Linked DNA regions of Homo sapiens: region 1 is linked to region 2. The links are chromatin contacts, found by Hi-C in ENCODE. All regions are on one chromosome and are shown on one strand. The core of a region is the stretch at or near the end of the contact, and the rest is flanking DNA. Distances in the headings are between cores, read along the strand shown.

The links. A loop is a pair of places that touch in the nucleus more often than their neighbours do. Pooled maps may share reads with other maps.
Region 1: a map with no recorded cell type shows a loop between it and region 2 (19-fold over the local background). The contact joins the promoter of ZNF518B here to the promoter of ABLIM2 in region 2. A Hi-C loop is called at or near these places in 2 of 37 single-sample maps with no recorded cell type and 5 of 50 pooled maps.

The regions. Positions count from the first base shown.
Region 1 is chr4:10,456,039-10,462,789 of GRCh38, forward strand. It overlaps ZNF518B (zinc finger protein 518B), which reads right to left and starts at 1,388. Exons shown (of 3, transcript NM_053042.3): 1 at 1,279-1,388. RefSeq lists enhancers at 454-513, 496-1,311, 574-733 and silencers at 864-1,503, 5,314-5,483.
Region 2 is chr4:8,156,775-8,163,599 of GRCh38, forward strand. It overlaps ABLIM2 (actin binding LIM protein family member 2), which reads right to left and starts at 2,039. Exons shown (of 21, transcript NM_001130083.2): 1 at 1,906-2,039. The coding sequence starts at 1,915. RefSeq lists silencers at 1,756-2,245, 2,586-2,645.

The sequences.
Region 1 (6,751 bases), core at 138-2,637, 2.3 Mb after region 2:
CTGTAGAAGAGTACTGCAAGCTTCTAGAGACCCAGGTTTGTCTTAATTCTTGGTGATTTCAAGTCTAAACTTAAGATGGTTTAAAGAGTCTAACACAACATTAGAGTTTAGCTACGTAGATTTGTACTTTTAAATAGGACATAATGCTCTGTAGTTTTTTTTTTTAATGTTACGTTGATAAATCGTTCATTATTACAATTTTTAAAGTCAGAGGTATTGTAACGGGATACATTAACTACCCAACTTATAAAGACTTAAGTGTTTTCTCCCGTTCGCTCTTTTGGCTTTTCCTTTCTGGTTAAGAAACTTTCATTCTTTTGAACCCTGCAATTTCTTGGCTTTACAGAGCCCCAAACCCCAAAGACACCAAGATAAGACGGGCAGGCCGGTATGGGGAGGTCCCACAATGACATCAGCATTTGGAACAATTCAAACCTTCACCATCTCTTCTCAACCTCCTATGTCCTCGCCCCCCGTAAAAGATGCGCAGGACCTCGATGGACGAGCCCACCCCTGACCCTCTCAAGGAAAGACAATGCCAGGCTGGTTTTCGAGTTTATTGTCGGCACGCTCCCCCGATGGCAGGCAGCATCCGAGGCGAGCGCGCCTGAGCCTGGGCGCTCGGAGGACGAGGCCAGGTGCATCGGGCGCATCGTCGTCTCCCAGGCGCGTCCCGCTCGCCGCGAGGGAAGGCCGGGGTTCTTCCAACCGAAGAAAACCAAAACCGTCAACGCTCAGCTCCGAGGCCCGCAGGAGGCTTTAAAAATGGCCTCCTGACGACACTTCCTGCTCGGCGCGGACGGTAGGAGCCCTCGGAGGAGGCATCCTTCATAACGCTGGGGGCGGGGAGCGCAGGCCGGGCCAGCGGCGCCACACGAACGGCCCCGCGGGACGCTGCCACCCCCGCCTCGGTCGCCCCGGCGCGTCGGCCGAGTCCGCGGGGTCGCGGCGCACAAAGGCGAGCTGGGGGCGCCGGGCCGGACCCCGACCCTAGGCCAGGCCCGCGTACCTGCTCAACGCGCGCCAAGCCGCGGCCCGGGCCCCCACCCCAGCCGGTGCCCCACGCCCACCAGCCGGAGCCCGCGTTCGGCCTACCCGGTGCCACTTGCCACGACGCCAGCCCTCAGCGCGGGCACGCGGGGCCGCGGCCGCTCGACCCGCCCCGGCCTGGCCCCGTCAGGCCCCCGCCCCGCGCGCCCCCACGACCCGGCCGCAGCTGGCGCTTCGGTCACGTACACGCGGATCCGGGGGCCCTCGCCCTCCCGCTCAGCTACTTACCCGGCAGGCCGGATTCGGGTGCCAGGTCCCGGCGAAGGGGCGTCTACACCGCCGGCCGCAGACCGCCGGCGCCGCGCCCGCTGTAGGTCCCTACCCGGGGGGCGGAGCCCGCGCCAGCCCCGCGCGTGCGCAATGTGAAGCGGCGGCGCGGCTCCAGCGAGGCCGGCGCCTGAGGTCTCTAAGGCTGCGCCCGCCCCCGCCGGGCTTCTAAGCTGTCCAGAGCGGGGAGCCTCAGACCCAGCCGAGCCCCACTTCTGGGCTTAGAGCTTGACCCAACACGTTCGCACCGTAGCGAGCGAGGTCCACATTTAGCCATGCCGCAGGCAAAAGAAGGATTCGGCTTCGGTCCTGGCCCAGTCTGCCATCCCGGGGCGCCTGCCTTGTACCGGGTCCCGCGGAGGGCGGCCTTGGCGCCTGCCTCCCTGGAGCCTGCAGTCCTGCAGTGGGTGAGTGAAAGCGAGAGAAGAGGAGCTCAGGTCCTCAGCCTCCAAACTCGTCTTCTTGGAGAGCTTCAGTGAAGGAGATGGCCTTGAAGTCCTGGGTACAAATCCTGACTCTCCCTACTCCTTTACATCTTAGCTGCTGGACCTTGGCGAGAAAGTCCCCTGACCTCTCTCAGTGTCTTCATTTCTGAAGACGGGGAAGGTCGTATGTGAGGCGCAAAGCCTCCTCTAGCAGTTGGGCGTTGCGAGGGTCAGAGGGGACAATGACTGTGGGAGTCTGGAGAGGGTGTGAGCTCATTTAATGCCAGAGTTTCTTTCCTGCCTCCTGGACTTCGGTGCTATTTTGGGCGAGCCAACTGCCCTCTAGATACACCTGCATCTACGGTCCGGAAGGAAGACATATTTAGAATAGAGCCTCTAAGAGGAAAGAAGAAGACCATATTGCCAGGTCCCGCACAATCAGTGACTCCCCACAAAGTGAAACAGCTCTCCAGCAGGGGCAGGTTGAGGCATGGGAGCAGCGTCACTGGGAAGTACAGTTTCTTCGGGATGAACAGCTAAAGTTTATTTCAAAGCTCTGGAGGCGGGGGCGGGGCAAGGCTGGTTTCCATCACCTTCCTGTTGGCGGCCAAAGGTCGGCGTGCACGGACAGCGGCCAGTATGCTGCACGGAGGAGATGTGGGCCTGGGCAGTACTGCCACACGGAGAAGCGGAGTTGAAGAAGACAGGCTCAGCCACAAGTCCAGCAGCTGGGCAAAACCTCCACCACTAAAGTATCAGGAGCTGGGCAGAGAAAATAGCAGCCCAGAGAGCAAATCCTTCTTCCTGCCCTAGGCTGCAGTGCTCCTAACCTCGGTCCTGATCAGGGAGCTGCTAGGGTCCTGGTTTTCTATCTCCTAGGGCTCAGAAAAGCTAAGGAACCTCTTCTCAGAAAAACACATTTATGTGCAGATAGCACCTATCAGAGAGAATATGCCAGAGAGTTCAAAGTCTCCCTCAAGAGTAGGGTCAAGTTGGGAAAGGCATTGAGAATCCAAACTAGGAGCCACTGCCTGAAAATCTCTAGTGGCAAACAGAGCCACATCAGGAAAAACTATTAATTCTAAGTATTGGAGAATCTGAGGTCTAGACATTAGAAAATTGTCCTAAACTTTATAAGGAGAGGCAACTCTCCTTATAACTTCTACTCATGCATCACAGTTCTGCCCTCTTAAGTCACACAGAATTGATGTAAGGTACCTGTGGGTCTCCTGGGAGTTTTTCTGAAGTGAGAACTGGTTATAAATCCCAGTTCGGCCACATAGAAGTTGTGAGCCTGTCTGAACCTCAGTTTCTCATGTAAAATTCAGTGAAAAATAGGTCCTTCCTCCCAAGGGGGTTGTCAACATTAAACAAGAGAAAGCAAGTCAGGACTTATCACAGTCCCTGGCAGATAGAAGTGACTGTTAACTTACTCTTCAGTAGCCCAAATTCAGGGAGATGAAATGCTTTGTGGAGTGTCTGGAAATGGAGTGTTTACAGCCTGAAAAAGGGTCAAGGAAAAATAGAAACTACTTCAGCAGAAACCTTTAAGGCTGATGTCCCTAAAAGTCTTTTGATGCTTGCAAATGTGAATCATCACACGTTCCCTACACGTCTGCCCTTCATGTCTTCTTCTCCACCCCCCAGCTTAGTTTGCCTAAATTCCGTGGATCACTTCTGTCACGAGTTGAATTATGTTTCCCAGAAAAATACGTTGAAGCGCTAATATCCCCCACCCCCAACTTATGGATATGACCTTATTTGGAAACACGGTCTTTACAGATGTAAGACAAGGTCATTAGGGTGGGCCCTTATCCAATGTGAATGGTGTCCTTACAAGGGACACCATTCTGTGTCTCTGTGAAGAGACGCAGAGAAGAAAATGCCATGAGAAGACATGGAGACACACAGGGAGAAGAAGCCATGGACAGAGGCCGAGATTGGAGTACACAGCCACAAACCAACGGCTGTTGGAAGATGGAAAAGGCAGGGAGGATCCTCCCCTAGAGGGTTCAGAGGGAGCATGGCCCTGTGGACCCCTTGATTTCAGACTTCTGAGCCGACAGAACTGTGAGACAATACATGTTTGTTTGGTACAGCCACCCTAAGAAATCAATGCACCCTCCTAGTTATGACTACCTAATGTAGGAGAGAAGAAGGAAGACATGAACCAGTCCTTGAGTATAAGATTTGGGAGCCAACGTTCATTCATTCACTCATGCATTCAACAAAACATGTATTGGGCTGGGCGCAGTAGCTCATGCCTGTAATCCTAGCACTTTGGGAGGCCGAGGCGGGCAGATCACCTGAGGTCAGGAGTTCAAGAACAGCCTGGCCAACATGGTGAAGCCCCGCCTCTACTAAAAATACAAAAATTAACTGGGCGTGGTGGCGGGCGCCTGTAATCCCAGCTACTCAGGAGGCTGAGGCACGAGAATTGCTTGAACCCAAGAGACGGAGGGTGTAGTGAGCCAAGAACGAGCCACTGCACTCCAGCATGGGCAACAGGGCAAGACTCTGTCTCAAAAAAAAAAAAAAAAAAACCAAAAAAAAAAAAACCGACCATGTATGAATGCCCATTCAGTGCAGGCACAGGCTGGTGCTGAGGCTAGAGGAATGACGAACAGGGTAAGGCTCAGCCCTCAGGGAACATTCATTTCTGGACCACGAGCCTTACAAATGCAATGACGGGGACTTGGGAGATGAGCTGTAAGCCACGAGTAGGAAGCTGCCACAAGAAGATGGAGAACAGGGGAGAGGAGAGCATGTACAAAGGCCCTGAGGTGGGCGCTTTTGAGGAAGAAAAGGAAAGGCAGTGTGGATTTAGATCATTCTAGGCGTCTACAGACTCTGATCTTAGAGAGCCCTTCATCAAATTCTGCCAGTGGGGAGCTTGGGGCTCAGAGGAAGGCCTCCACGAGCTTTCCATGATCATCCTTTCTCTTGCTCTGAACTTCCTTCCATGCTTCATTACCCACTTTTATATTCTCTCTGGCCTCTACCGCTCCCGAATATTATATGACTTGACAAAAACAGCACTGTCCATTGGAAAAGGGCCAGGTCTTTAACACCCAGGTCAGAGCACAGACATGTCAATCTCAGACACTTCAAAACTTTATGCATGGACAGGAGATCCCAGAAAGTGGCTTTTTTTTCTTCTAAAACATTTCAGAAGTTTTTAGTAACTTCCTTGAGCCACAGTTTGCACATCTGTAAAGGAGGGATAAAGGCCCCCCAAGCTCTGATAAGACAACCCCGGTTCTCAAGCTTACCTCGCCTCACAGTCCTGGGGTGCAGGAGGTTAAGGATGTAGAGCCCGAATCCCGAACTCATTTGCCATCCTTCCAGCTGTGTGGCCTTGGCCAAGTTACTGCCAGTCTCTGAGACGTTTTCTCAACTGCAAAACAGGAGTAACTGGAGCAACCTTTCGTGGAGGGTGCCAGGCGCTGGAGCGTGGCTAAGGCAGGGACCACGTCCCAGCCGCCCTTTCCCGCCCTGCGGCGCAGGCCCACTCTCTTGGCTCTCCTGGCCCGCACACTCAGCTCGGCCGCCGCGGCTGCCGCGGAAGCGCGCAGTGAGGCTAGTGGGGCCACGAGCGGCGCGCTGAGCATGCGCGCCCGATAGAGCCTCGAGATGCGCCGGGCCGCGCTGCGCTGCAGTACCGCCCGCGGCCTGCAGTGTCGCTGCGAGCCCGGCTGGCCCAGCTCGGCGTGTAGAGCTCTACCCCGCGCGGCGGGCGGTGCAGCCCCGCGCTCACCTGGGCGTCTTCGCTCCCGCTCGCCCCGCGCTTCCGAAAATCGGGAATGTAATGTTTTGTTTTTACATTCCAATTTGCTCCCTCCCCAGGCTGGCGTGGAATCCGAGGGTTCCTGATGACTGCAGCTCCTCGCCCCTCCCGCTGTGTTCCCGCCGCCTCTGGGCTGAAAGCGCCATCAGGACCCGTGGCGCGTGGGCTTTGTTAAGTCATTAACTGCTTGGGACATAGCAGGAGCATGGTGCGCGGCACAGAACAGGCTTGGCTTCCACGGCCCATCCAGGCGGAGCCGTCAGCGTCCCTTGCCTAGACCAGAGCTCTGGAAAGCGGAGAGGCGGACAGGGGCCGTTCCCCAGATCTGTTCCGGAGGATGCAGATCAGAACCAGAGAGGGTGCATTTAGAAACTCATTGCAACCTGACAAAGTTGCAGCGTTGTAGCGCGGGGTCAGCAACAGGAATTCGGGTTGGGTGGAGTCGGACTCAGGGAGTGGTCGCTTGTGCGCAGAACTGCGTAGACTCGAGTAGGTTCGAAAAGGATAGGCCTGGGGGCAAGACCTAGTCCTTCACCACAGGTAAATCTAGGCGTCCGCGAGGGTCTCCTGGCTCATTTTCCTGCATCCACTGGCCTCCCACCACACTGCGACATCCAGAGTGGTCGTTACACAAAGCAAACTGAATTAAGTCATTCCCCTGCTCCAGAGTCCTTGCAGCCTCCGGCCCTACAGGATGCGCCCCTGCCTGCCTGCCAGGTCGTCTTATACCCTCTCCGCATGGTCTTGCAAAACTGACTCCGCTATGCACCGCTGATGCACCAGGCTTCTCCCGGGAAAGACCTTTGCACGAATTATGCCTGCCTGGGGTATCTCTTTCCCCTCTCAACTCAAAAATCACCTTCTCAGAGGCCTTTCTAACCATTTCAGTACTCCTCATTCTGTCACATCCCTGTGTTTTATGTTCTTCATAATGAACTGAAACTGTTTGTTGTATGTTTTGTTGGGTCTTTTCATTTTCCCCTACTTGGAAGTAAGCTACTGTCTTGTTCACCCTTAGATTCCCAGCGCCTAAGGCGGAGGCCTGACACTTATAAGCACCCATTATAGTTGAGTTCCCATTTATTAATTCAAGCAAAAACTGTGGTTTGGGTCACCAAAGCATGAAACCCCACTTGGAATCTTGGGGTTTGGATATTAGCACTTAACTATTCATCCACTCCTTCATCTCTAAGTTTTCTTCTCAGAGAAAATCATGGAAATA
Region 2 (6,825 bases), core at 789-3,288:
TCCTGCCAGACATACACAGTGGCCGGACGTTAGAGCCCACATGCCAGGAACAAGGGACCATGCTGTCTGCTCTCCCCCACTGTGTGGGTGGAATGCCTGCTGTGCGCATCATCGGCTGGGGACAGGGCTGGGCAGGGGCGACAGGTGGCCCGGAGAGCACACATTGCCAGTTCCAAAGGGCTGGATTGATTCAGAGGGTCTGAGCTGAGCTGGCCACCCAGCAATGACCATCCCAAACTACCGAGGGCCTCCCAGGTGTGGGGCTCTTCATGTTGTACCTTGTCCCCTCCAGGCAACCAATGCTACTGCTCTTACAGGTCAGGAAGCCAAGCTCTGGAAGGTGCCACCTATGCCTAAGACCACCAGGCAGTCACCATGGTTCAAACCCCAGTCTCTGCCCCCAACTGCCCCAGTGCCCCCACACCCCTTCTCGTCAGATGCAGAGGAGAGATGCCAGCACTGCTTCTGAGGCTCTCCCTGATGACAGGGGGGACCACAGGTATCAATTATGGCCACAAGAAGCATAAAATTACTCTGTGTGCACCCAGCCATTATCCCCACCTGCCATTAGATAAATGTGTCTGGAGGTTCTGCCAAGTCTCAGGGTGCCCTGCTCCCCAGCCACTCCCAGATAACTAGGTTGGCCATTTCAGAAATCCTCTTCCAAAGGGTTCTGCCTCTGACCTCCCCAACCGCCTGCCATTGCTCTCAGCTACTCCCAAAGGCTCCCGGCAACGCCGTCCCTCCTTCCTTGGATTGGAGGGGGAGGGAGACAATCTCCCCAGGGAGGGGAGTCCCTGGCCCTTAGCCCCCGCCCCCTTCTAGGCCTACAGCCCACAGGAAGCTCTTACTAAATTCACATTCTCTCCCCAGTCCGATCTCCCTCAGGGGAAGCGGCTGTCCCCATTGGTTTCTGCACCATGGCCAAGGGCCATACTGCAGTCCCTGGCGCGACAGGCTTAGAGGAAAGAGCACAAGAGTCAGTGAGCCCGGGGTTCGAATCCCCGCCCCCCCTTCCTGAGCCAAGCAAGTGACTCAAGCCTGGTGCGCCTCGGGTCACACCCTGAAAAATGGGGTGACAGCCCTTCCCTGCCGGGAATGCAACGACAAGCCCTCAGCCCGGTGCGGGCCCCAGGAGGCTCTCAGATCCGGGCATCCTCAGGCCGCCTCCAGGGCTCACCGCCAAGGGCTCCAGTTCTAGGTCTCAGTTTCCCCAACAGCACAAGGCGCGGCTGGGCTCCAGCGCTGTGGGATTTTTCCAGCCCCGCACAGAGGCTGTCAGATCCCGGAGGGTGGGTGCGGCGGGAAAGGCAGGGGTGCGACGCGCAGGGGCGAGGGGCTGGAGACGCGCAGAGATCGGGTCGGGGCCGGGTCTGACACATGCGGGCTCCGGGTCCCCAGATCTGCTGCGGAGAGTCCTGGGCGCCGAGGGTCGGCCTGACGCCCCCAACCCAGGCGCTGCCAGAGCGGCGCAAGGGCGGCGCCCCCAGCTGCAAAGCCCCGCCTATCATCTCACCTCTGCGTGCCTAGGTCTGCTGGGGCCCCGGCCCTTCGCCCGGACCCCAGGCCCCCGCGCGGACCCTGACCGCTTTCTGCAGCCTGGAACAACCCGGACCCCCGTGAGAAGCAAAGAAGGGGCGCCTTCCAGACATCCTGGCGCAGCCACGCCGGCCGGCGCGCTGGGAAAGGATCCCCGGCCCGCGCCACTGAGCTACGCGCTCCGGGCGCAGGGCAGAGGGCTGCGCTCTGGCCCCTCGGGGCTGCAAAATCCTGGAGCAAAAGTTGGGTGGAGCCGCTGGGTGATTTTCCCCGGCGTTGCAGGTGCAGCCTCCGAATGCCACCCAGCCCTTGCGGCGCCGCGAGCCAGCGCGGGGACCCGTTGGTCCCTCGGTCCCCAGCACCCACCTGCACTCATCTCAGCAGCCGCTCGGAGTCGGGGCGGCCCGGCGCTGCGACAGCCAGACCCTCGGGCCCGCAGGTGCCGCGCCCGCGCTATCCTCCGCCCGCCCGCCGGCTCCGCGCCCGCTCCTTGCGCACACGCCAGGCAGCGCCGCCGCAGCCCCACGGCGCGCAGGCCACGCCCGTGCCACGCCCACTCTCACGCCCCTCCTGGCGGCCCCGCCCCGCGCCCCCGCTGCCGCCCGGGAGCACCCTGGGAAGTGTAGGCACCTCGACGCCACCGCTCCGCCTGGCTCCCCAGCTGCGGGGCGATCGGACTACAAGTCCCAGCACGCTTCGCGGCCAGCGCAGGCGCAGACGGGCGACGGCGGCTGAGGCCTTTCGCAATCGTTCTTAGATCTCTGCAGAGCTGTCGCCACGGCCTGAGGGGCGACGTGGGGACTGCCGCTCACGGAATCCGGGAGTCGCTAGGAGAGCGGCGCAGGGAAAAGCGAGCTTGGTGCAGCTCTTCTTGAGTAGTCGAGCTACAAGGCGCCTGAAGACCTTCTGGGCCAACTCTTCTTTACCAGTTTACAGAGAGGGAAACTGAGGCGGGGGCGGTGCTCGGGCAGGATTAGCCCGCATCCGTCGGCGAGGCTTGCACTGGTGGGGATTCGTGCGCAGGTTTCCTGCCTCCGGGCTTGGGCTGTCCGCGCCTCGCCACCCACCCCAGGCTCCCGTCGCTCCTCGCCGGCTGGCGCCCAGCTGGGGGGTGCACCGGGAGAGGTGGCGCGGCTCACTTCGGCGCAGTCCCCGGCCCCAGCCTCCACGGTGACCGGCTACCCTGTGACATCAGGCGCCCAGCACAGGGCCTGGACGCGGGTGCAGGAGAGGGAGTCAGGGAACGGGGAGGAGCAGGGGTCCCCACTGTGTGCCTGGTGCGACAAAAGGCGAGCTGCAGAGAGGTCGGGAGGAGCCGGCAAACACAAGGATGCCCACCAGGCGCGGAGGGCCTGGGCTGGAGGAGCATTTAGGATGCAGAATCGCGGGAACCTGGCATGGAGAGAGAGGCCAAGGACTTTTGGCTTGGGCCAGGGCTGTTTGGAGATGCTTTCAACAAGTGGAAGAAGATTGGGCACAGAAAATGTAGACTGAATGGAACACTGAGGCAGGAGCAGGTACTCCTCCCCCTCCCTCAGCAGCAGCCATCTCCCCCAAGAGGGGCCAGGATGGGAGGCCAGGAGTACAGTGGCTCAGTGGGGGAGCTGAAGTCCTGGGGAACCAGCCAAGCCCCACACACCCTAGAAATCCAGGAGGCCCAGCTAGGTGATTCTGCCCGCAGCCGCAGGGTTCCCATGCCAGTCCACTGGGATCTTGTGCCATGTAATTGAGGGGGCGCCAGATCTAAGGATCAGTGAACTAATGTGTGCCATGACCCAGTGTGAGTTGAGATCAATAAATGTCTTTGCTTTGCTATTATTATTCTCTGTGGCTAACATAGGGCCTGGCACAGAGCAGGCAGTCTGCAAATATCTGTTGAATAAACGGAGAGAAGGATAGAGGGGAGGGGAGAGTGCTGGCACCTGGCACTCCTGGATCATAGCCTGAGAGGTAGGCCAGGCACCCACCTGCCGTAGGTACACCCTGCTGCCACTTGCCCTCTAAGGAGCTCTCGGTCAGGCTCCCCCGCAGCCTCTGTTTCCTCCCTCTGTTTCCAAAGGCTCCTGAGAACCTCCCAGGGGTGCCATGATTTCCCCCACACAGCCTGGTGAGGACGGCAGGGAGCCCTCACACCTCTCTGCCAAGACCCTGTGAGCCAGAGGGTGGATGTGGGTGCCCCATTCCAGACTGGTTCCAGAGCCCAGGACAAGGGGCTGGGGAGCCTTAACAGTTCTCAACCTGGAAGGGCCTCGGGGCCATGTGGTTCCAACATCTTCTTTCACAAGGGCAGAAACCAAGGCCCAAAGACATACTGCCTCAAGTCACCCAGCAAGTTAGTGACAGGGTGGGGCTTGAGCCAGGTCTTTTCTTTCCTTCCTGCTCCGTGTCTGCTGAACTGGGACTTCAGCGAATCTGCTGGTTGAATTGAATCGATTGAAACAGACTTGGTTCTCTGTCCATGGTACTACAGGCCAGGTGTGACCTCAGGCAACTTGCTTGCCCTCTGTGTGCCTCAGTTTCTATATCCTTCAACTCACAGTGCATACATACCCCTTAGGATTCTCAAACACCTTCAGTGTGCTGGGCTTTCTAGTCCTAGTGAAGAAGATAGACAAGAAATCATTTCACATGCCACAAGATTCATTCTAGAAAAATGCTGCCCCTCTTATTTTTTAGCAGGCCTGGTGGGGTGTCAGGGGGTCTTCAAGGGGCTCATGGACACAGGGAGGCCCCAAATATGTCAAACCAAGGTCCTTTAAAGGTTTATTAAAAGGGGACCGGGCGCGGTGGCTCGCGCCTGTAATCCCAGCACTTTGTGAGGCCAAGGTGGGAGGATTGCTTGTGCTCAGGAATTTGAGACCAGCCTGAGCAACATGGCAAAACCCTGTTTCTATAAAAAATACAAAAATTAGCTGGGTATAGTGGTGTGTGCCTGTGGTCCCAGCTACTCTGGAGGCTGAGCTGGGATGATTGATTGAACCTGGGAGGCGGAGGTTGCAATGAGCCATGATCGGACCACTGTACTCCAGCCTGGGTGACAGACCCTATCTCATGAAAAAAAAAAATCATTAAACGTGCATTTAGAGGAGGGCCTTGGTGGGTACCTTGGAGGGTACCAACATGGAAGCAGGAGCCCCTGCCCTCCTCCTCCAGCCTCAGCTCACATGCCCTTCACCACACAGGGAAGCCCTGCAGTGACCCATGCCTCCTTCCAGCAGGCAGCGGGTAGAGACCTGAACTCCGGGGGCTCCCTTCTACCTCCAGTGCTTATCCAGGTTCCCTGGGGGCTCCCATCCCATTTCAGTGGGGATCCTATCAAGCCCCTGATAGGCGGGTGCCCCAGGCAGTGACCTTGAAGGCCCCAGGCCCCATTTGCCCATTTCCACACCCACACTTGGAGCACGGCCCTTGGCTGCACCGCTCCTGCCTGAGAATCTGCCTGCTTCACTGGACTGTGGACTTCTCTGCTCTGCAGAGAGGAGTCTTATACAGGGGAAGAAACTTGGCCCAGGCTTCTCATTCCGGGAAGCACTAGGGGGAAAGCTAGAGTTTTCCAAGGCACCAGCGTAAAGGGCAGGATTTCCTTCACCCCTCCTGGTGCCCCTGGCTGGAGGCTTCAGGAGGCACCCCTGGCCTGGCCTCCCTGGGACGCGCTTTCAGGCACTCTGCTTTCTTTTGAGATTAGGAGACACTTAGAGGTGATGTGTCCACCTTTCCCCTGCTCTATGATGGGGTGCTCTGGGCTTCGGGGAGGACAGCAGTGTTATGGGGGTCTGCCAGGTGCCGGCCCAGGGCCAGCAGGAAGGTGACAGGCCCACAGGAGGCCAGAAGACAATGGTCAGAACCCCCAGTAGGACCCTGGGGGAAACAAGAGCACCCCCTCCTTCTGAGTGTCCTAACCACTATTATGGGATGTTGGTTGTTCCAGCGATGGAGGGAGCAGAATGCAGAGAGGGCAGCCCCAGGTCCGTGGCCTATCACACCCCAGGTCAAACCATCCGAAGCCAAATGCTGCTTCCCTGGGGCTCCAGGTTTACATGTGGGGTCCCGGACCCGCTGATAGAGGCAGCCATAAAAAAACAAAAAGGCAGCCAGGTGCGGTGGCTCATTCCTGTAATCCCAGCACTTTGGGAGGCCGAGGCTGGCAGATCACGAGGTCAGGAGTTCGAGACCAGCCTGGCCAACATGGAGAAACCCCATCTCTACTAAAAACACAAAAATTAGCCGGGCGTGGTGGTGCACGCCTGGAATCTCAGCTACTGGGGAGGCTGAGGCTGGAGAATTGCTTGAACCTGGGAGGCAGAGGTTGCAGTGAGCCGAGATCGTGCCATTGCACTCCAGCCTGGGTGACAGAGCGAGACTCTGTCCAAAAAAAAAAAAAAAAAAAAAAGAAATAACAAAAAGGCAATTCAACACAAACACGCACTTTCACAAATGTCTATTGAAAACAAAGCCAGGTGCTCGAGTGAAGAGCTGCGCCATGGCGTGTCTGGGGAATACTTTTCCTGCATGGCTGAGCTGGGTGAGGCTTCCTAAAATGTGAGTCCTGTGACCGCAGGTGGAGACTTGTTCTCTTCATGATAAATGCCCCCACCACAAGCACAGGCACCTGTCACTGCTCTATGACCTTTAAATTGCTTCAAAATTAGGATCATTTGTCCTGAAAAAGCTATTGCCCTTTCAGAGAGTGTGAAGCTCTCAGAAAGTGTAGAAGGACACATGCTGGGTGGGGTTGGGGGCTGAGGCAGACCCCACAGTGCCGGCCTCGCATGGACTGGGACAGGTGGGGCTGTGGGTTTCTTCAGGCTGGGCCAGGAGGGGCCAGGAGGGAGAGGGGCCAGCACCCCATGGGCTGGCAGCTGCTTTAGGGGGCAGGGGAGCCTTGATGGAGGGGTCCTGTCTAAGTCCCAGTGGGAGCAACTCCGGGCTGGCTCAGAGGTGGAGGGATGTGTGACACTGCACCCGAGAGCTCCCAGGGGCCAGGCCAGATGAGTCAAACAGTGACAGCCAGGACTGCTGTGTCCTTAGGGCTCTGCGCCAAGGCTCAGAGGACCCTATCATTGTCATCGTATCATCATCATCCCGATGTCACAGATGGGGAAACTGAGGGATTCACTTACCCAATTGAAAACTACGACCAAGTGGAGCAGGTAGGACGCACACCCAGGCCCTGCTGAAGAGAGAGCCCGTGGGCTTGGCTTCAGCCCCATGGCCCTCCGGAATCTGTCATCCCCTCCAGGGGGCATTCAAGAAGTCAAGGGATGAAGCTGGGAGTTGTGGGGTCCA